Linked DNA regions of Mus musculus: all the other regions are linked to region 1. Evidence: chromatin loops called from intact Hi-C (ENCODE). Cell type or tissue: heart. All regions are shown on one strand.

The links. Peaks named below come from ENCODE experiments on the same cell type or tissue, not always from the same donor. Only the 100,000 strongest peaks of a DNase experiment are listed, where the experiment ranks them.
Region 2: a loop joins it to region 1, with 5 times the contacts of the local background. A loop is called at or near these places in 14 of 42 quality-filtered maps.
Region 3: it touches region 1 in a loop (2.6-fold over the local background); 6 of 42 quality-filtered maps call a loop at or near these places.
Region 4: it touches region 1 in a loop (2.6-fold over the local background); 15 of 42 quality-filtered maps call a loop at or near these places.
Region 5: it touches region 1 in a loop (2.3-fold over the local background); 8 of 42 quality-filtered maps call a loop at or near these places.
Region 6: a loop joins it to region 1, with 3 times the contacts of the local background. A loop is called at or near these places in 15 of 42 quality-filtered maps.

What each region holds. Positions count from the first base shown.
Region 1 is chr3:27,458,163-27,463,162 of GRCm38, reverse strand. Fndc3b (fibronectin type III domain containing 3B) reads left to right here. Exons shown (of 26, transcript NM_173182.3): 17 at 1,369-1,487; 18 at 3,113-3,218; 19 at 4,274-4,446. Among named protein-coding and RNA genes, the nearest start is that of Gm32738, 22 kb to the left of the region's middle. In heart, a CTCF peak has its summit at 1,888 (motif pointing left); a DNase peak (open chromatin) is centred at 1,892; H3K27ac peaks cover 401 bases.
Region 2 is chr3:28,105,997-28,110,996 of GRCm38, reverse strand. It overlaps Pld1 (phospholipase D1), which reads right to left. Exons shown (of 27, transcript NM_001164056.1): 22 at 1,149-1,262. Among named protein-coding and RNA genes, the nearest start is that of Gm42196, 68 kb to the left of the region's middle. In heart, a CTCF peak has its summit at 3,049; a DNase peak (open chromatin) is centred at 3,406; H3K27ac peaks cover 443 bases.
Region 3 is chr3:27,980,176-27,985,175 of GRCm38, reverse strand. The region is part of intron 2 of Pld1 (phospholipase D1); the gene reads right to left. Among named protein-coding and RNA genes, the nearest start is that of Pld1, 44 kb to the right of the region's middle. In heart, a CTCF peak has its summit at 2,572; DNase peaks (open chromatin) are centred at 365, 1,025, 1,685 and 2,555; H3K4me3 peaks cover 835 bases; H3K27ac peaks cover 341 bases.
Region 4 is chr3:27,343,616-27,348,615 of GRCm38, reverse strand. No RefSeq gene overlaps it. Among named protein-coding and RNA genes, the nearest start is that of Ghsr, 25 kb to the left of the region's middle. In heart, a CTCF peak has its summit at 2,862 (motif pointing right); a DNase peak (open chromatin) is centred at 2,895.
Region 5 is chr3:27,971,186-27,976,185 of GRCm38, reverse strand. All of the region lies in intron 2 of Pld1 (phospholipase D1), which reads right to left. Among named protein-coding and RNA genes, the nearest start is that of Pld1, 35 kb to the right of the region's middle. In heart, a CTCF peak has its summit at 3,000 (motif pointing left); no DNase peak of the experiment used is centred here.
Region 6 is chr3:27,336,653-27,341,652 of GRCm38, reverse strand. Tnfsf10 (tumor necrosis factor (ligand) superfamily, member 10) reads right to left here. Exons shown (of 5, transcript NM_009425.2): 5 at 1,988-5,000. Among named protein-coding and RNA genes, the nearest start is that of Tnfsf10, 22 kb to the right of the region's middle. In heart, a CTCF peak has its summit at 3,001; no DNase peak of the experiment used is centred here; H3K27me3 peaks cover 280 bases.

The DNA.
Region 1 (5,000 bases):
AGTGTTAAGATGAGGCCATGGGGCTTGCCACGGAGTCTCCTGACCTGCGTTGAGTCCCTGACACCCGAGTGTAAATGGACAGAGAGAACCAGCTGCGGACCCCACCCCACCCCTCCCTACCCCCGCCGTGGGCAGTGACATACATGAGTGTGCACGTGCACCCTCACCACGAATGCGTAGGAGGTCAGACAGGGCAGGGCACGGCAGGAGAAGCCTTAGGGCCCCAGAGACGCACTTGCTTTTTCTTTCCTTCTAATAAAACTCACTGGGATTCAACAGGAAAAGATACAGTTGTCAAAACTTTAAAACATAACCAGATTTTACTAATATGGCAAAAGAGAGAGCCATGCAAACAAGTGGCGATTGTCTCTGGCTTGTTCTGACACCACAAGCACCTGGAGGTGGGGTTTTTTTTTTAAGCCTGTTAAGTACTGTTTTAGGCCGGAAATAGAATTCTTTGAGATGGGCACAGCTGTTCTTAACATAAACTCAGTTTCTGTGCTAGAGGCCTTATCTGATGTCTAAATTAAGACTAGGAGAGGAGTCAACATCTCCAAGTTGCTTACTGAGAAAGTGTAAGTCTGCCTGCGGTTGCCCTGGCTCGCCCAGGTATGGACTCGGTGCAAGAGTAGGTGCTGTTTTACACTGATGGCCTGGCCGGTCCATGGGGTTGTGCGTCATAGGGCCTTTTCATGTGTCTGCCCATAGCCCAAGCTCCACTGTCTAAATTCCCAGTTCCCACGGGCTATATCCTAATTCAGACCTAACAAGGCACAGTACCACCGGGCAGTAATAAACATCTAACTGGCCCCTGAAGGGACTTATGGAGGTTCATTTATGAATAGGATAGGGTGGGCATATTTCCCTAAAACAGCTCCCGTGGTAAAGGCTCCCACAGAGGGAGCAAAACAGCGGCCGACAGCCTGCAGGCGCTTTTCCCCCTGAGCTTCAGCCTCATGGGGCACCCTCCAAGTATCTCCAAGTGTCTGTCACCACCATCACAGCTGCATGCATGGGCTCCCTGGACACAGCAAATCATCTGTAAATGGCCTCACTGGTGCCCTCAGCAGCACCTTGTACAGGAAGCCTGCACCATGTGACAGCACCTGCTGCATAGCCGGCCCTGTGGCTACCTCAGCATGGCATTTCACAGCTGTGCAGCACTGTACCCTCCTCCTGTGCCAACTCCCGTGTTGGTAGTCAGCAGTGTCATAATGCTGGGACGATAGGAAGTGCCTCTACATTTCAGTGTTGGGTGATGCCAGGTTGCCGTGAAAGCCACTTGGTGTTTTTGTCTCAGATGCTGTTTCTAATGGGGACTGTCATGCTGTTACCAAGGCCTAAACTTACACCCATCTCATTTTCCAGCTGGGCAGTGGGAAGTGGCCTACAGTGGATCGGCTACAGAGTATGTCTTTACCCATTTGAAACCAGGCACTTTGTACAAACTGCGAGCGTGCTGCATCAGTACCGGTGGGCACAGTCAGGTTGGTTCATCAATGTGTGGCAGTGGGCCTCTAGATCAAGTTGGGAAGTGCCATGTGAGTAGTGCAAGACGATGCTGCAGTTTTAAGTGTTTCTCGTCGATGCAGCCTGCTTTAGTGTCACATCTGGATATGAAACATAGTCCTGACAGGGCAGAAACGGTACCCAAATCCTCCACACATTCTGATGGGATTCTGATGTGTGCAGACTCTCTCCCTTATATGACCTTCACATAATTGCACGGAGGAGAAGAAATTAGTTAGGATTTACATTAACTAAATAAGGGAGACCTCTGCCATTTCAAGGAGGGAAAAGTGTAGAATTTAAGAGTCAAGACAAGACCTGCCTGGCTGTGCTGGGATGGGAACACATCTGTGAAGGTCCTTTACTGCCACCTGCTGGGAGACTGCTGTAAAAGCAGGATAAGTCTGATTAATTGCACTTCAGCTTTTCTGTAGTTCCCTGTGTAGAGCCTGCAGGCAGCAGCCATGGCTTCTCTCTATCAGAATGACTGTAGACAGCCAGGTGGCATGCCAGGAGACTCCAATTATACCACACAGTGCTCACAGGTTCAATATATTCTAATAAATGCAGACAAAGTACTCTAGAGTCTGGGTGTCATAGTGACATCATGAGAGGCACTGTGATAGAAGTCTTCTTTTCACTGTAGATGATTCGAAACCATTAATGGTAAGAGAAAGAGAGATGGTACCTAGTGAGCCAGTAACAGATTGATAACGTTTTCCTGAATTTTACATATACACAAACACTCTGCCCATGTATATCATAGCAGTTCCTCAGGGTCTAGAGTTTTGTCTAGACAGAAAGACACACACACACACACATACACACACCCATGCACCCCACACAGGATAAGAGTCCAGTTAAAACACTTGCAGAGTCCTGGGGCTGCCCGGAATGTCTCCCTGCTGGAGTATATCCAGACTGAGGCCACAGGGCATCAGTGGTACCTGCCATGTGAGCGGTTCGGCAGGGCAGCATATGCACTAGCTGAAGGCATAGCGTCCATCCATCCGGTCCCCACCAGCATGCCTTGGAAGGAGTTGGAGCTCTCTGGCTCCACCTTGTCTCCTCGATCCTCATAAGATGATCAGCTTTCATACCACCAGCTTTGCAGAGCGAGATCCCACGAAGGAGGCCTAGTCTCTTTAGCACTGGCAGGTCTGCTGTAAGCGGCAGGCTCGGTGGGTAAATGCCCCCTTTACCTACTGCTCTGCTCTTCCTGGGGCGGCCTGGCCATTTACAGAACCATTCTCAATTTTATCAGTTGTTTTGTGTTCTCTTGGACCCTCAAGGAGGGTCTTCCTACTGCTGATGTAAAGGAAAATAATATGCGTACACGGGTGGGCCGTCCGCAGCCCTAGTAATCTGACATCAGAGAGAGCCGCTCCAGGTAGAACGAGCATTGTGTGCAGTGAGAGCCCACACTTCCTTATGCAGACAAGCACAGAGCCTCCTGAAGACCTTTATATATGTCAGCACACACATCTAGTGCGTTAACTCCCTTTGGCCCCATTTACAGTTGTGGGATAGAGTTAGCCTGGTGGATAAGGTGTGAGTGATTCACAGTAACTAAGCCATGGTCTCTCCGGTGTTTCTCCCACAGTGTTCTGAAAGTCTCCCTGTCCGCACACTAAGCCTTGCACCAGGTCAGTGCCGACCACCGAGGGTTTTGGGTAGACCAAAGCACAAAGGAGTCCACTTAGAGTGGGGTGAGTGAACAAATCTTCACACTGGCATCCACCAGGACAGTGGGAGACTGACACAGCGCTCGGTCACTCAGCTCCAGGGCTTCCTTCAGAAGCTGGGTCACCCACTGGCATGTCTGGTCTCCAGAGCCTGGACCTTGGCTGTCTCTCAGGCGCAGCCTTCTATTGCTCATGCTCCCGTTCCTGACAGGGCTACTCTTGCTGTTGCTACTCTCGACAATAGTGGCCGTGTTTCTAGAGAACATTCCAGAATAGCCTGCCTCGTCCAGGGGTTGTTCAGCACCAGAAGAAAACATGCATGATTTAGAGATCAAACCAAGAAATGGTTCAAAGAGCAGTGTCAAGTCCCTCCTCTGCGGGTTCTGGGATTTTCCTAGCCTTGTCTAACAGCACTTCCAGTTGTGCCAGCAGCCTACAAGTGTGCACATAGCAAGTGCAAATGTGTAGAACATTGGCAGACATTTTGGCCACCACTTATGTCTAAAGTGTAATAAAATGGTATGCCGGTTTGGGGTCATGTAGACTTAGCAGGGTGTCTCACTTTAAGTTATAGATATTTTTCCTTCCTTCCTTCTCGTTATTAAATGTGAAAGGTTACCTAGTACTCCTGTTATCCCTGAATTATTTTTAATATAATAGAACGTGTTTAAATGCATTTGCTTTGGGTAGTTTGGCTCATTCGGGAGCTTTTTCACCTTTTTGAATAGGAGGCGCCTTTTGTAATAGAAACCTAAGGGCACATCACCTATATATTTTAAACAGTAGCAATAGAAAATCAAATGTAAGTCAGTCAACTAGAAATCCGAAGACTGAGGCTGGAGAGACGGGCAGTGGCTAAGAGCACTTGCCGCTATTGCAGCGGGCCCAGGCTCAGTTCCCAGCGCCCATGTGGTGTCTCCCAAGCACCCAGAGCTGCAGTTTCTGAGGTTTCCATGCCGCCTTCTGGCCTCCACATACGGTGCACACTCATGCATGCAGGCCCACTCAGACCTGAGTAAAAATAAAATAAAGAGAAATCCAAAAAAGCATTCAAAGATGAACATTTTTTACATCCTCAGATGTGCCTGCGTCTGAAAGTGGCTGTGAGGTCTCAGAATACAGTGTGGAAATGACGGAACCCGAGAATGTCGCCTCAGAGGTGTACCATGGGCCTGAGCTGGAGTGCACGGTTGGCAACCTGCTGCCTGGAACTGTGTACCGCTTCAGAGTGCGAGCTCTGAATGACGGAGGGGTGAGTATGAGCACACAATTAGAGCACAAGGTGCCTTTGTTAGCCTCCTGCAACCTCTCAGTTGTATGTGACAACTGTTAAAGTATATGTAACAACATCCTTATTTGAGAATCGATGTCGTCGTGGTTTCCTGTAGGCCCCACACTACCAAGTTTCTGTCTCTCATTCTTTCCGTGTGTGTGTGTGTGTGTGTGTGTGTGTGTGTGTGTGTGTGTATACTTTTGATAATTCATGAAAGAATTTCCCGCTCTCATTCATTTCATCACCTGTAAGAATTAGGGCTTCAGATCAGTCCTAGTAAAAGTTGTCCAAGGGAACTGGGCAGAGGGAGTTGGGGAAACACTTGCCATAAACTGAGTTAGAGCTTAAAACCTACATCATTAAAAGCTGGAGTGGGGAACCCCCTTGGAACCTCAGCACTGTGAAGGCAGAGACAGGAGGACCCCTGGGCTTACTGGACCGACTAAGTGAGGTCCAGCCTCGTCTCGGAAAAAGAGGTGGGCAGGGGCTGAGAACCAGATTATCGCCCGCTCTGCACGCGTGCATGGACCTAT
Region 2 (5,000 bases), 650 kb before region 1:
TCAAGAAACAATCATAGGAAATAATCACAGCAGACAATATTCCAAAAGTAATATTTGAATTGCCAAGAAAGCAGACAGAGTGCAGTTAAACATCACCAACTATGACAGGGCTATGTCCCACATCAGACAACAGCAGAGATGAACCCATCTTCAGCCAGAATGTGTAGAGCAAAGGCTGTCATTGTAGCCAGGTGGATTCACCCCTGGGAAACAGCATTAGTACTAATCATTCAGGTAAAATCCTGGCAGGTGAACAGGCACAAGGTAGCAGTCAGTGGGAGAACAAAACCAACAACTAGGCAGGAAGACCGGGGTTGTCCCCAGCACTGCAAACCAGGCACGGTGACAAACAGCACTTGGAAGGTAAATGCAAGAAGATCACAAGTTCAGAGTCAGCCTCAGCTACACAGGGAGTTTCAGGACATCCTGGGCCATCAAACACTACCACAATCCCACCCAAAGGCACCTCAAACTGTCAGAGGCAACTGGGGTCCTTTGAAGCCAAGCAAGGTGCATGTCGCCCTCCACCCAAGTGTGCCCAAGGCCCTGAACCCATCTCTGTTTGGTCCACTATAAAGTCTCATTCTTCCCCCTCATAACTCCTAAAAGGATGATTAGAAAAGTGTAAAACACAAAGAACATATTCAGGTTGTCCTCTCTGCTCTAACTGAAAGCGCTCAAACTGTACCTGGATTGTGTTCGCACTTACTTCTCCTGTTTTATTTTTCTCTACTTCCTGGAAACAATAAAGGGATTAGTGCATAGATATTTTTCACTAATATGATATATTAAAACGAATACAAAAGAGGCACTAGCTGGGCCTTCTGGAGGCAGAGGCAGGAGTGTCTCTGAAATTCAAGGTCAACCTGGTCTACATAGCAAGTTCCAGGCAGCACATAGTGAGATGGAGAGGGGGAAGGAAAGGAGAAGAGGGGAGGGGAGGGAAGGAAAAGAGACAGAGACACAGACAGAGACAGAAAGAGACATACACAGAATGACTAGTTTTTTGGTGCTGTTATACTTGACAGAGCCACCATGGATAACTGCGACATCTGAATTTCATTACCCTGTAAAGACTAAGGTTTAAAAGCGCATTACTGAGCAAATAAGTAGAAACACTGTAGCTCCCTCCTTGGTGTTCAGGGTACCTGTAGTTGAAGTGCATTATTGCCTGTAGAGCGTTCCCCCCGCCTGTGGAAATGTCTCCCTCGAATCCCGGCAGCAGCGGTATCACAATGTACACCCGATATCTCTGGCCTTCCCTGCAAAAGAAAAATAAAGAAATAAAACCAAGTAGCAGCTACATCACCATCCAAGCAGACCATGGGGCTTTGGGGACAAACGAAATGCCTCCATACAGCCTTCCTCACTCAGCTTGGATGACTCTTGGATCCCAGCTATCACTATGGGATCTGAGCGCTATGCTGTATGGTACACTTAATTGGGCAGTAAAGAGGGAAACGTGTCTGCTTCCGCTTCTCCATTCATCATCCTTTGCAGGACAGAAGGCAGTTTAAAATAAATCTTGCTGATCTCATGAAAGAGGGTGTAGGAAGTGACTTATACCAAAGTTTAGAAAAGGGTGTTACCATAATGAGACTATGTAATTTTAAATAGGATTTTATTTAAATATGTGTATCCATATGTGCAGACATAGATACATAGACATATATATATATACATAATTACTATTAAGTTATGCAGTCCACAGCTTGGCAAATTGTGGGCATTTGATTCATAACTGTGGGGGTACCGGTACCTATGTCTTAGAAGCAAATATACACATAAGATTCAGTATGTTTTTCAAAACAGAGTCATCGGTATTTAGGAATGCTAAGGTTCCAGCCAGAGAATGTTACTGGGAATTCTTCAAGAATTCTGAGTGACTAGTTGTTATTTTTTATTTTATTTTTAAAACATTTATGCACAGGTGTGTGTATGTGTGTGTGTGTGTGTGTGTGTGTGAGAGAGAGAGAGAGAGAGAGAGAGAGAGAGTATGAAAACAACTTGTGAGACTCACTTGTCTCTTTCTACCATGTGAATCCTGGAGATTGAATTCAGAGTATTGCTCTGGGCAGCAAGCATCTTTACCGTTTGGGCTATCTCAATGGCCCGTACTTTATTTTAAAAAAGGACTATTATTGTATATATGGAGCATAGGCACACACGCTACAGCCCATGTGAGGAGTTCAGAGAACAACTTTATGGAGCTGGTTCTCGCCTCCCACTGTTCTTTCACATGGACTCTTGAGACCGAACTTAAGTCAGCAGACATGTGTGACAACCACCTTTTACCCACTGAGCAAGTCCCAGCCAGTGTTCATTTTCAAATCCCCAGCTTATAGAACACAGTATCTTCAGGCCACCTTTTATAGGAAACCGAAGCTTCTTAATGACAGCTAGAACAATAGAAGAAAATGCAGCTCTTTCTTTTGATGTGTATTCAGAAGCCCAGAATGCTATGCTCTGATAGACACATCAAGCCTTTTGACACCAAGGCAGGACATTGTCATCGACTAAGGCTATGCTGGAGAATGGTAAAATGGAGTTAGTGAAAACCCTCTCATAGTGCTTTGTGTGAGTTTAACATTTTGCATCAGGCTGACTTTATAGCTATCCTTGACCACAGGCTAGATAGCCCACTAGGCAACATGTACAGCGAGAGTCCCAAACTCTTAAAGCTTCTGGCTTTGCTTAGGAATACACGGGAAAGAGAGAAAGCTTGAGAGAGATGCTGGATACCTCACAGTGCACAAATACAGTTTGCTTGAGCACATTCTCTCTGCTGGCTAATTCTCAAGGGTCATCCTGCTTAAACCATTTATTATACCTAATGGTCATAGTTCGTCTTCTTGTGAACAGAGGAAGAGACCCTTCTTGTGAGAATTTTCTCTGTTCTAATGGTCAAACCTGACAGGTGGGTCTGAATGTCCATATATTCATGACAACACAGGGCAGAAGTGACTATCAAAGGGACCATAGTATGAAAAGTCAATGGCTGAGAAATGAGGCATTTGAGGGAGACTGCTGCAATGCCAAGGATTACTCACTAGATGGCAAACGTAGTTTGAGTTGGGAAGAATACAGAGAAAATGTGAACAGCCCTGGTTACTGCCTTGGTTAGGCGACAAGGCACAGTCTTTAAATGGTAAACAGGACACAGGAGAAGAACAGGAAGCCCTGAGCTACTTTCCCACAGTCCACATTTAAAAGACTGCATGAACCCAAGTGGACACTTAACTAAAGTATATTCCTGTGAGACGTCCCATAGTCATTCCAGTGATGTCCACAGTACCCCACCCACGTGCTAATAAAGCAAGTCAGCTGAGCTCCTAGCCAGGATGGAAGCACTTCTAGGTCACCTTGTTCATTGGAGCTGCCTGGCTCTGCAGTCAGAACCGGGTCTCATCTGCCTCTTCTTTCCCAGACCGTGGCCAGGAAGTGACCCATAAGCTCTGTGTCTTGCTCATTCATGACAAGCTCATGACCTGGGCTGAGGGCTGACCTGCTCCAACACACTGGGTGGAGGTTCACATAGCTTTCTATTTGGGGCAGCCTTCAGTAGAGAACCCATGCTTTCAGTGTGCTCTGTTGGCTGGGAGGATGGGGTTGGAGTCAGATTAAAAGAACATTTCAGCAAAAAGTAGGTCAAACTATACTTGATATTTTTCTTAATTATATTTCATTTGAATTTTCATTATGGTAAATATATAAAATGTAAAATTGGGCATTCTGTCCACTGTGAGAGTCTTCATCATTAACTGTGGTCCTAATTTTACATGATGCCTTCCATATTCAAAGCTTTTCATCATCATCACAGATAGAATTCGCTTCATTCCTACCCCCCAGCTTTCATCCCCCACCTCCCACTCCCTAGAGTCCCTGGCTATCTCTAGTTTACTCTACCTGGATTTTGCATATATGAGGAATCACATGAGGCTTGTCCTTTTTGGTCTAACTTGTTTTCCTTAACACACTACCCTCAAGGTTCACCCATACCGTGGCATGCTTCACAGCTCCTTCAGCTTTGTGGCTGAATATTCTTCTGTATTGTGTGTACACGTTCATCTGCTAGTGGACTGTTGGGTTGCTTTGCCTCGTGGATGTTGGGAATAAAGCTGTTATCAGTGTTGCATTATTAGCCCTCTGAGTTCGAGGCCAGCTTGGTCTACAGGGGGAGTGTCAGGATAACTAGGGCTACACAGATAAACCCTGTCTCAGAAAATAAACAAACACAGGTTTTTTTTTAATTAAAAAAAAAAAAAAAAAAGAGTGAGCGAGTGAAAATTGTTTTTTCATCCTAAGCAGAATTCTAGAGGAACTAGAACAAGCCCCTTCCCACTTCCTTTCTATTTATTTTATATGATTTCTAAAATATATTTATTTGTGTGTGTATAAGATTTTGTGCATATGTGTGAACGCACATGTATGTGCCTACATATGTGTATGGAAGCCAGAGCCTAACTCACGTGTCCCCTTCAGCACCTGTCCACATGGTCATTAAGACAGAGTCTCGCTGACTTGGAACTTCCCAGTTGGAGGAGGCCAGCCAGTGATCCCAGCGATTCAGCTGTTCGAGGCCCCAGCACGGGGATCATAAGTTTATACTGCCATGGCCAGCCTTTACCTATAGATTGTGGGGATTAAACTCAGTCTTCATGCTGGTCTAGCTCCAGCTTGACTGACTTCTCTCCACCCTATGGGTGTAGGCTTTTGGAAAAGAATACTTTAAGGCCTTTGGTTGTCCTAAAGCTGCTTGCACCTTTCAAAGAAGAGTAGCAGCTCCCTCCAGGTAGGTGAAGGCCTCTCCATCCCCCCCTGCCCTTCTTTAGGAAATCCTCTTCTTCTTAATGCCGCTTCCCTCATGCCCGAGCTCTCTGCTGCATGGAGGGCAGTCAGGAGAAATGGCTTCAGCTCAAGGTTGGGTCTCAGGACCTGAAGGAACCACAAAGAAGCTTCTGCAGCAATGAGCAGTCATTACAGCAATGAGCAGTCAGGGT
Region 3 (5,000 bases), 520 kb before region 1:
TTGAAACAGTGTCAAACGGAGCCTGTCTTGTAGAGTGGTCTCCTGCCAGATGCCTCCGGGGCAAATGAACTGAGCTCTTTAACTCCGGGAAATTGAGGGAGCTATTCTCTTAATTTTATTGACTTCATTTCTTTATTATTATTATTAACACTACTTTCATGTCTTGCACATCACACTCCAATTTTACGGGCATATGTACTTTAGGGTGACCTCTTATTCTAGGGAGCTACTTGAATAAAAACAGCAACAAGCCCAGGAGGACCCAGGTCCCCTCTGAGCCCACCTGGACACTCCACCCGTATCAGTCATTCTGTAGGTATTTCACAGGACAGTCTATAAAGTAAAAATGACATGACATCTGATCAGCTAGAACTCCGAGGAGCAGGCCCCAGGGAAAACCATATCCAACAAGTGGAGTGTGAGGTGGGGCTTGCTAGAATACAACACGCCTCTTAGCTCAAAAACTAAAATAACATCACCATGCATAAAACCAGAGTTCTGCCTAGCCATACTGGGAGGACACAGAGAAAGTCATTACCAAAAAAAAAAAAAAAAAAAAGGAAGCAAAAAATGCTTACAAACAATTACAACCCTTTAAACCACGACTCCAACACGAATACGCTCTTTCCTCTTGGCTCCATTTAGATTGACAGAAAAAATATCGTAGTCAGAAAAATGTAGCCACCCCCTCCCTCCCCAGCCCCGCAGGATCAACAGAATCAAAAGTATTCTTTTCTAACGCAGCAATAGCACAAGCCTTCTCCTAGCTGACACTCCAACTCCCTGATGGCACAGAAAGAAAATCTGACACAAAACAGAAAGTTCAAAGCGTTACTAACCTGGGGCCCCTGGCAAAAAGCGGTGCTCCATTTTACTCTAAAGAATGAATTCTTCCTATGAAGCTAATGTCCAAAGCAGTTGAAAGTCGAGGGGGGGGGGAGTTGGCTACCCTACAAATCCACATAAACAGGGGAAGCCGTCCTGTTCCCAAGCTCAGCTTTGGCAGGCTCCCTAAAGGCAATTCAAGCCGGTCAAGCCCACAGAGCACTTTAGCCTATAAGCTTCAATAATGAACTTGAAACCACGCCCCATATGCTAAGTAGACACTCTGCCGTGAGAAAAGAAAAGCCACACAGACTAGAGCTAAGGCTTCAGTTTTGCACTGGTTGCCGAAGAAAGCCAGAGCACACACTTAAAACAAAGAGAACTGTCATTCACTTGTGTCCCCTAGACATTGCACTAAAAGGCTGATTCACGTTAAACAAGGGCAGTACAGTCTCCCCTCCGTTGGGGCCATGAAATGACTTTTATAAGTGTTGCCTAAGTTGGGTGCTGATCCTGAAACATACAGCACTGTAACTTCAGACTGTATAATAAGATATACAGCATTATTGTTTCTGAGAGTCAGACTCATACTGTCGCTAGCTTTCCATTTTTTACATAATATAGAACAAGCTGAAAACTTCATTACAAATGCTCAAATATTAATATAGGTCACAAGAAAAATCTGTCAAAGAGCCTCCTAATGTCAGGTCTGATTTGTCTATAAATCTGTAAGTCAGCTTTCTTTATATCAGTTTGTCACTTAAGATATATTTGTAGGATAAAAAGATCCTCCCCACAAGGAGCCAGGATGATGGCTAAGCAAGAAAGGGCGCTTGCTGCCAAGACTGATGGCCTGAGTTCAAGCCCCAGGTCCCACAGGGTGAAGGAGAGAACCGGCTCCCAGGTGCCATCCTCTGGCCTCCACATGAACACATACATTCAGACACATGTGTACTGGCAAACAAACAAACAAACAAACAAACAAACAAACAAAGTTTCTCTGTGTTATCAGCCTTAGCTGTCCTGGAACTCACTCTGTAGACTAGGCTAGCCTTAAATTTACAGAGATCTACCAGCCTCTGTCTCCTGAGTGCTGAGATTAAAGTCATATACCACCATATCTCCTTAAAAAGATATTTTCAAATGCATCATTACTGTTTCTTAATATCATATACCTTGGTTTCAAAATAAACAAACTAAATTCAGTTTTTATTCTACATAAAAGTAATTGATAATTTTTTTCAAGTGACTAAACCCTAAACAGTTCACTCAGCCTTTTAACATAACCTACTCACAATAAATACAATTGTTACCTACTTTTCAACCCCAGGAATAATGTTTCAAAGACTTGCTATTTTTATATAAAGTTCTAATTTACTTAAATCGGATCTACTTTAACATAGTAAGCTAAATTTCCTCTGTAGTGTAACACAGGCTCAAACAAGGCAAGGAAAACCTGATTCATTTGCTGCCGAGCAGAACTTAGATGATAAAGCTAAGTTACTCAACACCTATGACACATAAGGGATTTGTGTTTGTTAGCGCCACAACGTCAGGCAGGCAAACCCAGAGACAGCTCAGATCTAACATCCACCTCTTCATCTCCCTAATCCAGGCCCTAGTCCAACAGTTTCTCCTGGAGATAAAAATCAGGGAAGACAGGAGAATCCCAGCACTGAGAGAAGAAAACCAGGCTGGAGCAAGTAACAGTGGATTTATAAGTGCCAGTACCCCACCTGCTGGCAGAAACAGGAGACGCCTGGAATGTTCTAAGAGACCTCAGGGGAAGGAGAGGGCTTGACAGTGGAAGAACAGGAAGAGCCAGTCCCTTTAACACTGAAGTGCAGTTAGGAATCATTAAAACGTTCTCACCTACAAAAGTAGATTTCTGGGAAATATCGATGCCAGAAAGCAATTAAACCTAAAGTCATCTCTTTCATGTGGCTTGAGTTTGCCAACATAAATCATAAAAAACAGTTCATTCGAATTCCCAAGGAAGTCTCAGATAGACCCCCGACTCAGCTAGGTGAGCTAGTGACATAGCTTCATTCTCTAAAGCTTCTTCTCCCTGGATGTGGGGGCACATCTAATTCCAGAAGCATTCCACGGGGTGAGGCAGGGGACCCTGAGTTTGAGGTCAGTCCTAGTTACACAGTAAAACCCTACAGCAATAAATAAATAAATAAATAAATAAATAAATAAATAAATAAGCTATCTTTAGGATTTATCTTTTCCAACAAAATGTATTTCCCTTTAAGCTTTGGGATATAGCATGCTTGCCTGGTACCTACAAAGCTCTGGGGTTGATCTAAAGGACCAGTGGGTGTGGTAGCTCGTCTGTAATCCCAGTACTTGGAAGGGGCTGGCAGGAGGAGGAGGGACCATAAACTCTAGGCCATTCTCAGCTGTAAAGTATGATGTCAGCCTGGTCTACTTGAGATGTCTTAAAAGCTGAAGCAAATGCAGGCTGCAAAGACAGCCTCGTTAAACACTTGCTGTGTAAGGGCAGAACATGGGTTCAAATCCCAAGATCCCAGAGACAGCTGGGCATAGCAGCTTGTGTGTATAATCTCAGCCCTCGAATAGAGTCGTGGGAGGTAGAAAACAAAGAATCCCAGATAGTTCAGGAGCCAAACAGCCTGGCACACAGCAGTGTATAATTGTGTGGGGTAGGGGGACAGACAAAGACTTTTTCCTCAAGCTATGTGGTGCAAGAAGATAAGAACCCACACCCGAGGTTATCCTCTGACCTCCACAGGTGCGTCCAGAAGTGTGCTAGACTGTATTCACACAAAAGACACCCTTTTGTGTTGTATAAGTTAATATTTCTTTTTTTTTTTGTGGGATAATGCTTTTATTTTATTTAAACATTCTTTCATTTTTATTTATTTTGTGTGTGTTTGCAGGTAGAGGAGCTCTGGGGATAGCTTCAATGCCTTTGGTGCCACATACTTATTTTGAGACAGATTTTTCTCACTGGCTTAGAACTCACCAATGAGGCTAGGCTGGCTGGTTAGTGAGTCTGGGGACCTACCTGTCTCTACCTTTTCAGAGCTGGGATTGCAAGCACTGGGGGGCATGCCAAGCTTTTATTGTTATTAGCACATCCAGCTTTAAAAAATGGGTTTTTACATCAAACTCAAATTCTTGTATTTTCAAAAAAAAAAACACTTTACTGACTGAGCTATCTCAATGAGTTTCAAAGTGGCCCTGTTTTTTTTTTCCCATTTTTTATTAGGTATTTAACTCATTTACATTTCCAATGCTATGCCAAAAGTCCCCCATACCCACCCACCCCCACTCCCCTACCCACCCACTCCCCCTTTTTAGCCCTGGCATTCCCCTGTACTGGGGCATATAAAGTTTGCGTGTCCAATGGGCCTCTCTTTCCAGTGATGGCCGACTAGGCCATCTTTTGATACATATGCAGCTAGAGTCAAGAAGTTAATATTTCTAAAATAAAAGCCTGAAGTCAACTTCACTAAGGGTGGCAAATATTTAAACCCCAGCAAAATGAAATTACATTAGGATGCAGCTTTTAAAGATGCCCAAGTGTTTAGCTTAACAGTGCAGGCATTGTTGAAGCTTCTGCTATGAGTCGGGTCTGGATGCGAGGAGCACTACCAGTATAAATTCACTTAAGCTTCATGTCCCCTTTACTGTACCTGACTAACACATGACAGGAGAGCCATCCAAGTGTATTGGGAACGTATTGACTGTCCACAGCCACAGAGCTGGGTCTAAACTAAAGTAAGTCCCTTTTCCTAACCATGAGCTCTGACCCTTCACATCTATCCCAACCTCAGATGGGGTAAAAGCTGAGGGAAAACCATGTCCAAACATGTCTGGACCTTTCTTATCATTGTCCCCTATGCAGCTGCAGCACAGTTGCTGTCATGCTGTAAAACAGTCAACCTACAATGTAGCAACTCTAAATAGCATATGTATTATACCATGTTTCATAAGGAATCTTGCTGAGGCCAGTTAAAGCCTATGAAAGATATGTAAGTTTCAGGCATATCGTGTCATTTTATATAAAGGATGTATATAATCTAAATCGATATGTATCCAAGGTTGGTTGTGCGATGTTTTCCACTGGCCACAGAGGGACACTGTACTGGACTGGCACGTGCTCTGCCAGACTCTGGAGAAGGTAAGCAGACCAGGACTGCCTG
Region 4 (5,000 bases), 110 kb after region 1:
GTTGGTGTCCTCGGAAGCTAATCTGCAGTGCAGACATTATTCTTTGATAGTCATCTGTAGTATGTTTGGGCCTGTAAAACTTGAGGTGTCTGTCAAAGTACTACTCTGGTAGATTTAGGAAAGTGGAAGAGTTATGTAGACAGACAGACAGACAGACTTTTTCATCTCTGATAATAAGGCACTATAGAGAGTAGGTCGTTTATAAACAGAAAGCATAAACAATGTACCCTTAGATGACTTAGCTATAGATTGCAACATTAACAAATCTCATTAGAATAGAGACCTACTCACCCTTTAAAAAGTGCTGACTATCAGAGTGTTCTAAAATTCACCAGCTACTTATCAGAATGGATAAAGAATCCCTCATATCTATGACTGCTTAGGTTATTTCATTTTGCTGTGTAAATTATTATCCCATATTAGAGTGAGGAGGTATCTCAAAACATTTCCTCCCATAAAATCGGATGAAGTGCTTTAGAGATCAGAATTTCCCTTTGTGCAAATCATGGGGCAGTCTCTGTGGGAAGGCTAGAGAGGAAAGACAGCAGGGGCCACATGGGGACACAGCCAGACCGGCCTGAGCCACCTGTCACTCACGCTGCTGTTCCTGGGAAACACCTCCTCATGGCCAGCTCTTCCCAAGTCTGAAGCAGATCGTGGACCACTGGTACCCCTGACATCTGTCTCTCCTCTCCATCCCCAGGTGAAGTCTCCCAGTTCAGTCCCTTACTTGAACACCACAGATAAGGCAAGTTCTCTGCCTACCTAACCACACAATCCTGGTAATAACTGAGCTTTAAAAAAATCTTGCTGTCATTGTATCTTCTTGTATTAAATTATTTTATTTTATTGAGACATGGTCTCATGTAGCCCAGGCTAGCCTCAAATTCCCTAGGTAGAAAAGATGACCATGAGTTTTGATCCTCCTGCCTCCATCTCCTGAGTTCTTCCATTACAGACATGCACCACCATGCTCATTTTATGCAGTACTGGGGATCGAACCTTGAGCTTCAAGCATGCTAAGTAAGCACTTTACCAACTGAGCTACATCTCCAGTTGGGGATCAGTATTGCTTTAAATCATTAGTATCTAGGACTTATAGACTTTTACTAGACACTCATTAAGTAAGTGAGCTCACTTCTGGTATAAAAGCTGGCTCTCTCAGTCTTCCTCTTAAATCTCAGAGAACACTGCTTCCCACCCCAAACAACAGGAGCCATGAATATGCCCTGCCTTACTAATATATTGGCGCTTTTCACCAGTTACACGATACGAACATGCTTGTAGTTCCAACTAGTATAAGGGAAAGAAAGTTTTCTTTCATTGATTGTACCTCTAAAATCTGAAATAAAGTTTACCTCTCAAAAAAATTAGATAACCCCCAAACTGTAGCATTTGAATGTAAATTGGATTACTTCACAGAAAGATGGATTTCATAGATTGGCCATTTCAGACCGAAATTTTAAGTGTCAGAAGTGTTCTGTTTTTTTGTTTTGTTTTGTTTTGTTTTGGTCATGCCCTGGTGACAGACAGACATTGCCTGTTATGCAATTAAACAACAGAACAGGTATGCAAGATATATTCATAACCATAGAAGTCACGGAGTGCTGGTAAATTAACTGTGCCTTTAAAGAAAAAAAGAAAGAAAACATTTTGTGATGTAACTACTCCATACACACTGGTCTCTTTCACAGCACCATGAAGGCAGTGTGAGCAAGTCTCATGGATTGCACCCAACTCTGCCCTATTGCCCCTACTGCTGGGGCAATAGGTGAGCAGCAGGAGTCTGCTGGGGAAAGAAGAGTGACTTCCGATCCTGTGTAGACTAGGCTTCTTCAGTCTGGAAATGCTCCAGAGAAACAGGGAGACAGCATCTAATCGTGCGATGATGGTAAATGTAGCTGACTCCAATAATAACAAAAGCAAAAGACCTGATGTTAGAAGGCAATTAAAGGTAAATAAAAGAAGTACTTCAAATAACTCTGAGAGGGGTGAGAGTGAGGGAAAGAGAGAGGGAGAGGTGTATGTGCGTGAGAGAAAAAGATGTGTGTGTGTGAGACAGAGAGGTGAGAGAGAAAGGAATGTGTGTGTGAGAGAGAGGTGTTTGTGTGTGAGAGAGAGAGATAGAGAAGTGTGTGAGAGAGGCGTGTGTGTGTGAGAGAGAGAGAGGTGTGAGAGAAAGAGGTGAGAGAGAGAAAGAGGTAGGTGTGTGCTTGTGTGTGTGTGTGAGAGAGAGAGGTGTGAGAAAGAGGTGTGTGAGAGGTGTGAGAGAAAAAGAGGTGAGAGAAAGAGGTAGGTGTGTGCTTGTGTGTGTGTGTGTGAGAGAGAGAGAGGTGTGTGAGAAAGAGGTGTGTGTGTGAGAGAGAAAGAGAGGTGTGTGAGAGAAAAAGAGGTGAGAGAGAGAGAAAGAGGTAGGGGTGTGTGTGTGTGTGTGTGTGTGTGTGTGTGTGTGTGTGTGTGTGAACAAGAGGACTATGCGAAGGGGGAGAGGCAGGAGACGGAGCACAATGAACCCACACTATACACTTGGATGAAGCAGTTTTAACACGATGGAGGATTACGTTGCTGGCATCTGATTTTAATGAGTTGCATTCAGAGACAAGGAAATGGTCTCACTCAGACTGACAAGCCTCAGCCAAAACTCTCTCGTTGAAGGTGTTTGCTAAATCACATGTCTTTGCAAAGATGGACTCAATGATGGATTGTGACTCATCCATCAAGCTCTGGCCTGAGAAATAAGATATAAACAGCAATGAGGGACCTGTCAGGAAGGACCTTATGCTCCAAGGAGCTAATGATGCACCCCTTTGGAGAGAGCACCTTGAAGTGTTTGTGGTAACTGGAGTCAGTTCAGTCACCAACCAGAAGGTGGCGCCAACTCTGAGAGAGGTGGAGCTGAGGGATGGAGCGCCTAACCAATCAGCGCGGAGTCATCCTCTCTCTGGATTTCCTGTGACTAATGATGAATTGCCCTACCAGGCGGAGATGATGCTTCTGTGAACTGAAGCCGAGCACATCAGCTTGCTTTAATTAATTATATTTTCCCCCAAATTGCTTTGAGCTACACATCCAATTCAGAACCACTGTCTCTTCCCGGTAGTGTTTTCTATCTCTTTTAAGAAGCGTCACAACCCTATTTAATCTTTCCTTGAAAATGTATCAGGACTTGAAGCTGCTGTAGAAAATCAGAAGAAGAAAAAAAACGGAACAGTTGTCCTTAATTTGATTATCTTCTACAAGGCAGATGACCAGAAGGGTCGCCACACTTTGGGGATCATCTCTTTGGCTTCCACACTGATTTGTGGAGCACTGTTGTGCTAGGACTCCATTTTCTCATCTTTCCAACACCCAGAGCCCTGAGTTTATGAAGAGAGTGCACACCCGACTGAGGTGATCTAGAATCTTCTGGGAAGAGAGTCTCAGTTAAGTCCCAAGCATGCATCCGTTCATCTCTCTGTGCTTGACTGTGAATCATGATTTTTAAGTTCATTCCACACTGACGTTCTACTACGGTGCTACCCGGATTTCTGAGCTAAAGTAGATAATCTCATCAATATACTTTGTCACCGCATCAGAAATGCAACCGGGGCAGCACTTTGGAAACGCTTAGCACCATCTTCTGCCCACGGAAGGGTCATCTTGGTTCATCTAAGCCCATCCCAATGCCACTCTCCTTGCCAATGAACCATTAGGGATGGGTAAGACTATAATTCTGAATTCCAACTGCTGGGGAAGTTTGCCTCCTTCACAAGATGATGTACAAAGAGCTTTCCCGGTGGAGTAAAGCGATGAGGAGCAGCTGTCATAATTCTGTCATCAAAACCCAACGGGGGGCACAACGGGCACAGGGAGACAAAGGATGCCTGCCTCGCCTCGACGTTGGCAAGGAGCCCCGATGCAAAGAAAGAGTTATGCTACTCTGGGCTTTCTGTGCATAAGTGCAGGCTGGATTGGGCCTTCTGCTGGCTAGGCTGGAATGACACCAACTCAGCACTTATCCTAAGCTGCTGTGGCCTGCGTGCACGGGGCCTCTCTGCCTGCCCAAGCAGGTTAAGGAGAAGCAGCGGGATGCCGGGATGCCATTACTTCCGGTCTTGAAGAGATTCTAAAAGAGATACTTGTGCTTGCCCTTTGGCAATCAGGCTGTAGAGACAATGAACTCCAAGTTAGTGGAATTTCCCAAGAAACCTCGCACTGAGAGAAGGAAGAGACTGAGAACCTGGCATTAGCCTGAGGAGGAGCTACAAAATGTCATACCTTCTGACTAGGTGTCAGACCATCTTATAGGAGAGACTCAGGCCCAGACAGCCATGATGGTCAGGGTCTCAGCTTGACCAGGGTTGCTTAGTCATGCGTAATTCTTGCTCTCTAAATTAAACCTAACCCTTCTCTCTGGACTCCAATGATGGACACCTGTTTATCTTCTCAACGTGGCCACGTTGAATAAACCTGCTTCACCGGCGCTTGCTGGGCTATTGAGGATGGCTGGGTAGGTCTAGCTTCTTAGGGTTGTAGGTTGTGGTGGGGGAGGCCTTGACCCAAGCAACTCTGATATCAGTCTTTCCCCGTGTACAGTGTGCACGTGCACAGAAGACTAGCTTTCTGGAATTTTATAGAAGACCAGATGGCTACAGACTGACTTTAACGTATCAGGCACGATTAATAACTAAGCCAGATGTTTTATACAGATTAGCTATAGATTGTTAAATCAATCAGTTTAAAACTTGAGCCAAGGTTTATTTAAAATGTCAGGCATGAAGGTGCACATTTATAGTCCCAGCCCTTAGGAATTCTGTGGCAGAAGGGTTAGGAGCTTGAGCCCAGCCTCGGTTACAAGAGATTTTGTTTTAATACCCACTACCCACCACACTGATTTGGTTTCATTCAATTACGTAAAATGCCAAGAACTGGTTCTAAGTAAACCAACTTATTTTTGTGCCTCATCTTCACAAACAGAAAATACTTAAAGTGTTACTATGTTGTTGGGGTTTTTTTTTAAG
Region 5 (5,000 bases), 510 kb before region 1:
TACAGTGCAAAAGCCCATGCCTTCAGGGAGATGATACTCTATTAGGGAAATCAGACTGCCAAAAATTAAAAGCTACAGCTGAGGATATAGCTCAGTGGTAGTGTTTGCCGAGCAAGCTCATGAACCTGGGTTTGATTCCCAGTACTGAAAAGATAACAAACAACAAAAAGACATAAATGTAAAAGCAGTCAGTGTTACATGCTGTGAAAACCAGAGCAGGGGAATCAGGAAAGTCAGGACGATGGAGGGGAGGGGTGACCTGAGGAGCAATGACACACTTGCATGTTCAGGAGAGGCCTCTCTGGGAAATGCCACTCCAAAGAAACCTTAAGGAAGAAGGGTAAAAAGCTATGTGTCTTGGGTTGCTTTTTATTCCTGTGATAAAAACACTGACCAAAAACTATTTTGGGGTTGAGAAGTTTATTTGCCTTATAGGTACAATCCATTATTAAGGAAGCCAAGGCAGGAAACCCAGACACAATGGAGCAAAACACCAATGGAGGGGTCCTGTCTGTAGTCTGCAAACGCTCACCTGAAGACTCTGCCAACTCCAGAAGTCTGAAAGGTTTATAATAAGACATTGGGGAGGACATGCAGGAACTAGAAGCAGTATAGACAGATTAGCTTACTCATAGAGTTCTGCTCTGGAGAACAGAGAGATGGATGGGGCTGTGGCTCAGCTGGCAGAGGGCTTGCCTCGAATACATGAAGCCCTGGGCTCAATCTCAGCACCATAGAAACTATCTACCAGATTTAGTGCCACACACAGCTCTATACAGGAGGGTTTGACCATGAGAAGATAGTCTCATTCTTTTTGACTACCTGTAGGCTCTCCTTGACATATAAGATCTTTAGCTGAGAGAAGCAGGAGGAAATGTAGGTTTGAGGGAAGAAACAGAGATATGCAGGAAGACAAGACAAGGGACTCACTGGGGACTATGCCATGGCTGGCAGCTCACTGAGTGGAGGCAAAGCCAGGGGAGGGGGCGATGACCAACGATGTGCACATAGGCAGAGCTGTGTATGAGTGTTCTCCATGTATACTCACTCAGCTACTGGGGGAGGGTACTGAGCTGTTCGATCATGATTTTAACATGGTTGGGGTTTGCTGACATCCTGATAGGAGGAGAGGCAGGGAGAGGAATCACAAGTGTGATGGTTAATCTAATCTTTTAAACATATTCTCTCCCCCCCACCCCTATCACTCTGTTTTTCTCTGTCTCTTGCTGTCTCTCTCTGTCTCTGTCTCTTTGCATCTCTGTCTGTGTGTGTGTTTCCGTGTCCGATAGAGGACAATGTGTAGGAGTTGCCTCTTCTTCCACCACGTGGGTCTCAGTGTCAAACACATGTCATCAGGCTTAGCAGCAAGCTCCTGTATGCATTGAGCCATCTCAGCAGCCCTCAATTTAACTTTAAACAAATACATGGTTCATTCGTGCCTGGCTGAATTAATACAAGCAAATTTGTAAACCCACAAAACTAAAGAAAGGACCCAGTCCTGGCCAGTCTTCCTGAAGCAAGGAGGAGCCACATGAGGAAACAGGACTCGGACCCTACATTATAGAGTCCTATCTGCTAAGTAACTAAATAACACAGAAGGCCAGAGAACACTGAAGCTCAAAGTTTTAATGGTTCCATCCTATAAAAATGTATGACTAGATATTATTTAAGGATTCTATATTGTTACTTACCCCCAAAATAGAGAGCAGGTCTTTTATGCATGTATATATGCATACATATATAATAGATTCCAGAAAACATCAATCTGATGAAGTTTCCGCTGAAAAAGAAACATGGGAACATTCCTGCTGACTCGCATGCAAACAAGGCAGCCAGTCACTCACAGATGGTCCTCCATTTACATGGTTCAAGCCACGTTTTCTAAGCTTCAGTATGATGTCAAAGCCAAATGCCTTTAATAGTTTTGAGTTTGGATCCTCTCCTAGATTAGTGACAAATGGTCTCTAGTGACTCTGGACAGTGGCAGTGCTCCTCAGTTCTTGTCAGCCATATGATACGCGTGCTCTACAGCATCCTGTCAGCCATATGATGCGCGTGCCCTACAGCGCCCTGTGTGTTTTGGTAGAGTGGTTATATTTGTGCATTTTAGAGGTGTGTGTATGAGTGTGTGTGTGTGTGTGTACAGGTACACATGTGTAGAGGTGTAGCGTGTGTACAGGTGCAGAGATCAACTTTGGGTTATTGTTAGAGAATGCCCAACATCTTGTTTTGTTGTTGTTACAATTGTTGTTGGTTATTTGTTTGTTTGTTATTGTCTTTTGTTTTTTGTTTTTTGTTGTTGTTGTTTTGTTTTTTGAGACTAGGTTTCTCGTTTAGCCCTGGCTGTCCTGGAATTCGATATGTAAACCAGGCTGGTCTTGAACTCAGAGATTTGCCTGCCTCTGCCTTCCAAGTCCTGGGGATACAGAAGTGTGTCACCATGCCCTGCTGGAAGAGATACTCTTAATGAAGGTATTGCTTCCATCAGATTAGCCAGTGGGTGTACCTCCTGAGTATTACAAGTGCACATGCTTGTATGCACACACAGAGGCCACTGGAAAACAGTCAGTGTCCTCCTCTATCATTCTCTATCTCACTGGAAGTTGAGGAGCATCTGTAAATCTTCAGTATATGCAATGGCTCACGCTAGTGGTTTCCATTGATAGGTTATCACCATTTTCACTCTTCCAGTCTCTGTTGTCTGTGCCTCCACCTTGCATCCAGCCCGGGTCCGAAGTAGATGAGGGTCCTACCCTGGGAAAGCTGGTCAATCCTGAGCATTCTGCTCTCCTACCTCTGGCTTCCTCTGGGGCTTCAAACTGCCTGGAATGCAGAAGTTTCTGTGAATAGTCACTTGGCCTGTCAGCTGGGTCAGGCTTCATTTAGGTTCCTCAACACAGACATCTGGGTTCCTGCGCTTGAACATCCTTCTACACTGACTTATCTCCTTTCCTCCTTTGCCCTTGTGAAATAAATGCCTGGGTGCCCCCAAGTGGCCAATACTTCTACTCTTACTTCAAGAGCCAACAATACACAAAACAAAGACAAAGCAAAACCAACCTCTTGATCTTGCATCGTGTTTACCTAAGAGGAAATATGATGAATTGTACGCCTGGAGGTTTCACATGCTGTGATTCATGTAGATGTCACTATAAAATAGCGACATTCCCTTGCTAACATTTATGGTACGACTATGCCTGCTGGGTGGGAATGGACAGAATATCAGAGAGAAGGCTGGTACAAAATGAGGGACAACATAGCAAGCTGGCACAATAGCTCAACGGGTAAGAGCACTGGCCACTCAGAGTGACAATGTGACTTTGTAAATCTTGTGACTGGGCCCCAGTCCTTCTCTCTCTCCCCCCTCACACACATACACACACACACACACACACACACACATACACAGAAATGCAAAAAGAAGAAGGAAGATAATAGTAATAATCGTATTCCTGGATTATCATTTGGATTATCATTTATCATATAAACACACGAATATATTTCCATAATATGTTAGTGAAATTTAGAAACAAGAATTAATTTGGCTTTTAAAAACAGAAGACGTCAATTTTTTTTCCTTTGAGAAGAGGTCCCAAATCGCCCAGTGTGGCTTCATTTTACTCTGAAGCCAAAGGTGACCTTGATCTTCTGCTCTTTCTGCCTATACTTCTTGAGTCCGAGATTAGGCAGGTACTGCTGCTGCCTGATTTATGAAGTACTGGGTATCAAACCCAAGGCTTCATGCACATTGGGCAACCACTCTACCCACTGGGTTTTATCCCAACTCTGACAATGACTTTTGAGAAGAAACTATTATAACTATGAACTTTAAGAACAAAATTAGCCTTAGAGCTTAGAGTACAGCTGCCTTCTCTTTCTGAAAAGAGTGACAGGAGAGTCTGTGGTCACTACAGCAACAAGGAGGATGACTGACAAACACAACATTTAGTTTCCCAGTTACTGAGAAAATGAGACCAGGTTCACCAGCGACCAACACCCTGAAGTGTAGGGGTGAGATGATCCTACAGGCATAGGATTCCAAGGCCCCTTGTCCAACTGAATGCATTCAACTGGAACCTCAGTAGACCAGGAGGGTTGATGCTGATTCCCTGATAACCCATTTGTCCACTTCTATATACAAATCAGAACCAATAGACAAGGCCCGGGTTCTGCAACAGCTCAAGGACAGTCCGACTCCAGGAGACCCTCTCTCAAGCAAACAAGGAGCAAACAAATGGAGGCAAAAATAAAACCCAATAGGAAATCTACAAAAACTAAAATAACACAGCCATGGTTGTAAAAAAAACAAAAAACAAAAACAAACAAAAAAACCAACAACAAAACAAACAAACAAAACAAAACAAAACAAACAAAACCAAAAACAAACCACAACTCTTTATGCCTCTTAAAAACTGACAGGAAAATACTTCAGGGATCCTGAAGGAGCAAAGGTCCCTGGCAGCTGCCAACAGTCAAGCCTGGCTTGAGAAGACAAGGACGACCATTTATGAAACTTTCATCCAGCTGCTTTGACTGTTTCTGATTTGTTTGAGCTTAATTTTAGGCTGCTAACTAAGAGTGTGGCATAGTCCTGTCATCTTAGTGCTTTCAAGGCTGAGACAGGAAGATTGGGAGTTCAAGGCCAGCCTAGGGTACAAATTGAGACCTGTCTAAATCAACCACTAATAGTTATAGTAATAGATAAAAAAAAATGTTTGTTAGCAGAAGGATTAATTTGTATCTTTGTTTAGTGTTTTGTTTTGGGGACAAGCTCTTACCTTATAGCTAAGCCTAGCCTAGAACTTACTATATAGCCCTAGCTGGCTTCCAACTCCCCTACCTTAGTCTCTTGAATGTTGAGGTAACAGACATGAGCTACCATGCCTGCCTCTGAGTCTGTTAATAGAACCTTTATTCTAATACCCGATGAATACCTACTATGTGCTAGGGATTCAGTAGACACTAAAGGTTCAAGGTCCAATAATAAATGGACCTCACAA
Region 6 (5,000 bases), 120 kb after region 1:
CCCTAAGCTGGTGCCATCCCAGTACTGCCATGCCTCGGGGATAGAAAAGAGACTGGTGATGTCAGCCATGTTCAGAGATCAATAGGGTCAGAGGTGCTCTCCTTCCTGTTAGAGGTTGCTCAGGTCTGGGGTGAGGGAGCAGTTTCGAGAGAGCTCCCATGTCACCAATGAGAGGTGGGTTGAAAACAATCTCTCACTGGGTTGCTTCTTTATCTCTGAGTTTAGTGAATAAAGTCTACAGTGCCAACTCTGTGATGATGTACGATCCGGACAATGTAGGAATCCATTGCTCTGGCAAAGTCTAAGTTCTCAATACTCCCAATCACGACAACAATAGCAGTAAAACTGATGGTTTCAACCGCAATATGAAGATACCTCAATGAAATACAAGAAACTTGCAGTTTTTCGTTTGTACAGGGTAGGTAGATAAGAGTCAGAGATTCGAAGATTAATAACATTTAAACTTAGATGAAAAAAATTAATTATTGGTCTTGTAAGAAAAATTGATCAGGTATTAAGAACAAACCTTCTCCTCCCCTCCGTCCTTGCCCCCTGAGACAGTCAGCGAGCTGGTCTTGTCCCTAACTGGTTGCAGGTTTTGAGAGAGCGGGCCCTGCACCTTACCTGAGCGGCACAGAAGTGTTGGCCCTGATGGGAAAGCAAGGGTAAGCCAGTACCTAGGGTCTGAGAGTGGGAGAGCTGACCCTGCCCTTTGCCAGCTGCAGCATTGGGGGAGCTAGCCAGGCCAGTGCTGGAAAGCTCACCCTGGCAGTGTGAATGCAGAAGGGCTGGTGAGCTGGCCAGCTCAGCTCCCACCTAGGCCCAGCTCCAGGGCTCTGAGTTGGCCCACCTCAACATCTACCCCATCTATGAACTGCTGGACGCAGGAAAGGATTTGTCCTGCAGATCCAAAGCTGCAGGATCTCCATGACACAGGATAAGAAAGAGGAGTCCCTGTGAGGATCCAGTATTGATAGCATAGCAGAAGCCAGACCAATGACTCATTGCAACGAACGTTTGCGAGTAAACGTGTGTGGACAAAAGGGTGTGCTGTGGAACCACTGCGACACACTACAGCTTCCGTAACAAGATATTTTCTGTTTTGTTGGTTTTTTTATTCTCTTTTGGTGGGCGGGGGGTGAGAGATGAGTGGGATTGGGGTGCATGGTGGGAAAGTCACAGGGACTCAATAAAAAGCTTAAAAACAAAGCCTTAAAGTTGTAAAGTTACCTGTGATGGTTTTAACTGTCAACTGGAAATAGTCTAGAGTCACCTGGAAGCTGGACCTCCAAGAATGTGAGACTGTCTGGGAAGGATTATCTTAATTGTGTTAGTTAATGTGGATCCTGAACTATATAAAAATAAAGATGTGTGAGAACTATTGAGTATGCCTTAATCCACGCTCTTCTGTTCTTCAGTGTGGCTATGTCCAGTTCTCAAAAGCTCCTGCCTCTGCGACTTCCCAGCAATGGTGGGCTGTAACCTGGACTACAGATGAAACTCTCTCTCCCTTAAGCTGCTTTCGACAGCGTGTATTATTACAGCAACTGGAAATTAGACTAAGACATTTCCTTTAAAGCATTCAGATTACCCTACGGAAGCTAGGAGGCTGGGGAGAGAGTACACAGTGAGAGCTAAACTGGGAGCAAAGAGATACAAATGAGCTCCTGTGTTACTGCTTTTTACAATAAGTAGAAATGGGTTACATTCACTGATCAAGTGCTGAGACCCTCAGACGGTTGACAAAATGTGTGCAGCACTATATAATTCAGAGGAATACATGGAGCCCACGGGTGTAAAGAGCAGTTCACCACACACACACAGACACACACACACACACACACACACACACACACACACACACACACACACACAGTAAGAGGAAAATATAAAACAATGGAAATCAGAACCATCAGTCTTAGTAGACAAAAGATGACTGTACCTTGCAGAGCTGGAGGGGGAGGGGGAGAGGAAAGTGCACTGCATATACTTGATGTTATTTTTATTAAGGTGAAATTCAAAGCAACACTTTGTGCGTTTCAGAGTTTACAAAGTTTAACATTTCCCAGCCCACAAAATGGTATCAATACATTTGAAATAATCACCATGAAAAATAATTCTCTTTCTAGATTCACTGCTATTAAAATGAAAGGAAAAAGAAAAGAAAAATTCTTTCTAAGATTTTCATGTCTCACAACTGAAAAAATATCTATTTAACCCTTTATTTCAAGAATAAGTAAAAAGGCTGGCTAAACAAAATTTCTAACATTGATAATGAAAGTGATAAATATGATAAATAGGTAAAACAATACTTGAAAGAAAACTAAAGAACTGAATTGATTTGCCAAGAAAAAAAAATAGTAGCAGTGATTGGACTGGGGAGACAGTTCTAGGGTAAGAGCAGTTATGGCTCAAGCATGAGAACCCGGGTTCAAATCCCCAGCATCCTTGTAAAAAGCCTTCATGGCCACATGTCAAGAGACTCTCAGGGCACTGCTGGCTGCCCGTAATGGGAGAGACCCTGTCTCCAAGAAAAACAGTAGGCAGTGATGGAGTGGCAAAGGCCACAGTCTATAATAACAGGAGACAGGGCAAAGACCAAACTGTTGAGACTCCAGACGTCACAGAGCCCTCCCTTGGGACCAAGAGAATTTACAAAAGTCTTCCAAAAGACTTAAATTCTGTTTCACTTAAAAACAAAAAAACAAAACAAAGCAGTAACAACAGCAACAACCCAAACAGGCAAAAGAACACACCTCAGATTCAGTTTTACCATGTGAAGCCCCACCCTGTTCCTCACAGATTCAGTTAAAGCCTGCTGCTCCATCGGGGTACACCAGCTTATCTCTTGTCTTTAGCTCCAGTTGCCTATGGTCTAAAGGTAAGCGACCTTTTTTCATTTTTGATTTTGTTTTTAAACCCGAGAATTTGAAGATGTTTATACTCATACACTTTTAAAAGACTTGATACTGAAGAAATTAAGGGAACCTCGCCACCTGGTGGCACTAATGGTGTGTGACATTAAAGAGGCCCCTTTTGGTCTGAAAAAAAAAAAAAAAGAAAGAAAGCTTTTGCCTAGACACTTCTCAAAACAGCAGAGCTGGCCTCTGCCCTGGGATCATTGTCCCTGTGCTTGCCCAGGTGGCAGGCTCGTCTTAGTCTTCAAGTCAGATGGCTTGTTGGGCTAGAACTCAGCAAAGAAAGGACAACCCCCGCCCCCACCCCAAATTGATTTCTCTTTCAAACAGATAAGTATTCATGCCTTTTATTAAAGGGCTCACAATCGCCCAGAAAGTTCTTATTCTAGAATATTCTCTCCATTCTTGCTTCCTGCATCACAGGCTTCAGATTCTAGCAGAAGAAAGAATATTTAGGTGTGCTTGTTTAAACAAGTCATGGCATTTAATGTTGCACACGAATTAAATCTTTGAACATCTAATGATTTCTCTGGGTATGCTGCATTCTTAAATATTTAATTTATAAGTCACAGCATTTGACATTTTGGCAAAGATGTGTCCTGCAGGCTGCCTGCTAATTACTTTAAAAAACTAAAATGCACGCACAAAAAGATCTCTGAGCACCACCCCAGGATTCCGATCCTGTTGGATTGTGGTTGAATCCAGGCCTGGGCGTTATAAAATCTTTCACAGGAGATTACTATAGAATTAACAGCAGACAAAGAATGTATACGTTCAACACAAACATTAGAAATCAGACACTGGGGCTGGAGAGGTGGCTCAGTGGTTAAGAGCACCGACTGCTCTTCTGAAGTTTCTGAGTTCAAATCCCAGCAACCACATGGTGGCTCACAACCATCCGTAATGAGATCTGACGCCCTTTTCTGGTGCATCTGAAGACAGCTACAGTGTACTTAGATATAATAATGAATAAATCTTTAAAAAAACAAAAAAGAAATCAGACACCATTTCGCTTGCCAGCTTGGCAGACAAGATGAAGTGCTGTGAATTTTGCCATCAGTGATGACTTGGGGACCAGGAATTAGAAAAGCGCTCAGTTGTTTCTGCCATTTAAAACCTTAGGGCTGTGGTGCCGCTCAGTGTGGGGGTTCATGCCTACTGGGAGTAAGACCCTGGGTTTAGTTTTCAGCCCTGCCAAAGGTCAAATTCAGGTTGTCAAGATTTTTGACAAGTGCCTTTCCCTTCCATCTTGAGCTTTCAAATGTTCTCCATTATTTCTCACAGCCTTTCCGATGTGATCATTATGTCTATTATTAATTAATACATTCATTTGGTTCATGTAGACATGACATGCAAGTACTTTACTAAGGCAAGATTTTTACTATTAAGCTATGTTGTATTCTAGTGAGAGGAGGTATTCAAGTGCTTATATTCAAGTGGTAGCTGTGACTTCTATTTGCTAGTTTATAAGGGCTTGAGTCATAAAAAAATAAGAAGGGGTATCAGAAGTGACAGCTAGCCATACTCTTACATTCAAATAAGCTTTTAAAAAAATACTTTTGTGTATGGATATATTTTGTCAGAATGTATGTCTGTGTATCACATACATGCATTGCAAGCAAAGGGCAGAAAGTCAGACCCCTTGGAACTGAAGTTACAGCTGTTAACTATCACATCAGCGATGAGAATTGAACCTGGGTCCTCTGGAAGTGCTGTTTTCCTCTGAGCAATCTCTTCAGGCCCCCAATAGGCTTAAAAAATGTTTCATTAAAACACATATGGGCTCCTTTGGAGTTGTTTGGTTTTAGTTAGTTTTGTGTTACTCTAATGAAACTCCAGGCACCAACATCTTAAAAAGAACAAGTGTTCAACATCTTGGTAGGTGGAGTGGACAGACAGATGGAAGAGCCAGAGGACTGGGTGACAGTCGCAATCTGGACAAAGCAAGCATGGTGAACCTAGTTCAAACTTTATCCTGAAAGTCAGAGCAAATTCTTCACTGTTGCACATTCTAGAATATAGGGACACAAAGTAAATGCTTGCATTCAGAAAGGAAGAAATGGAGCTGGGACAGAGCTGAGG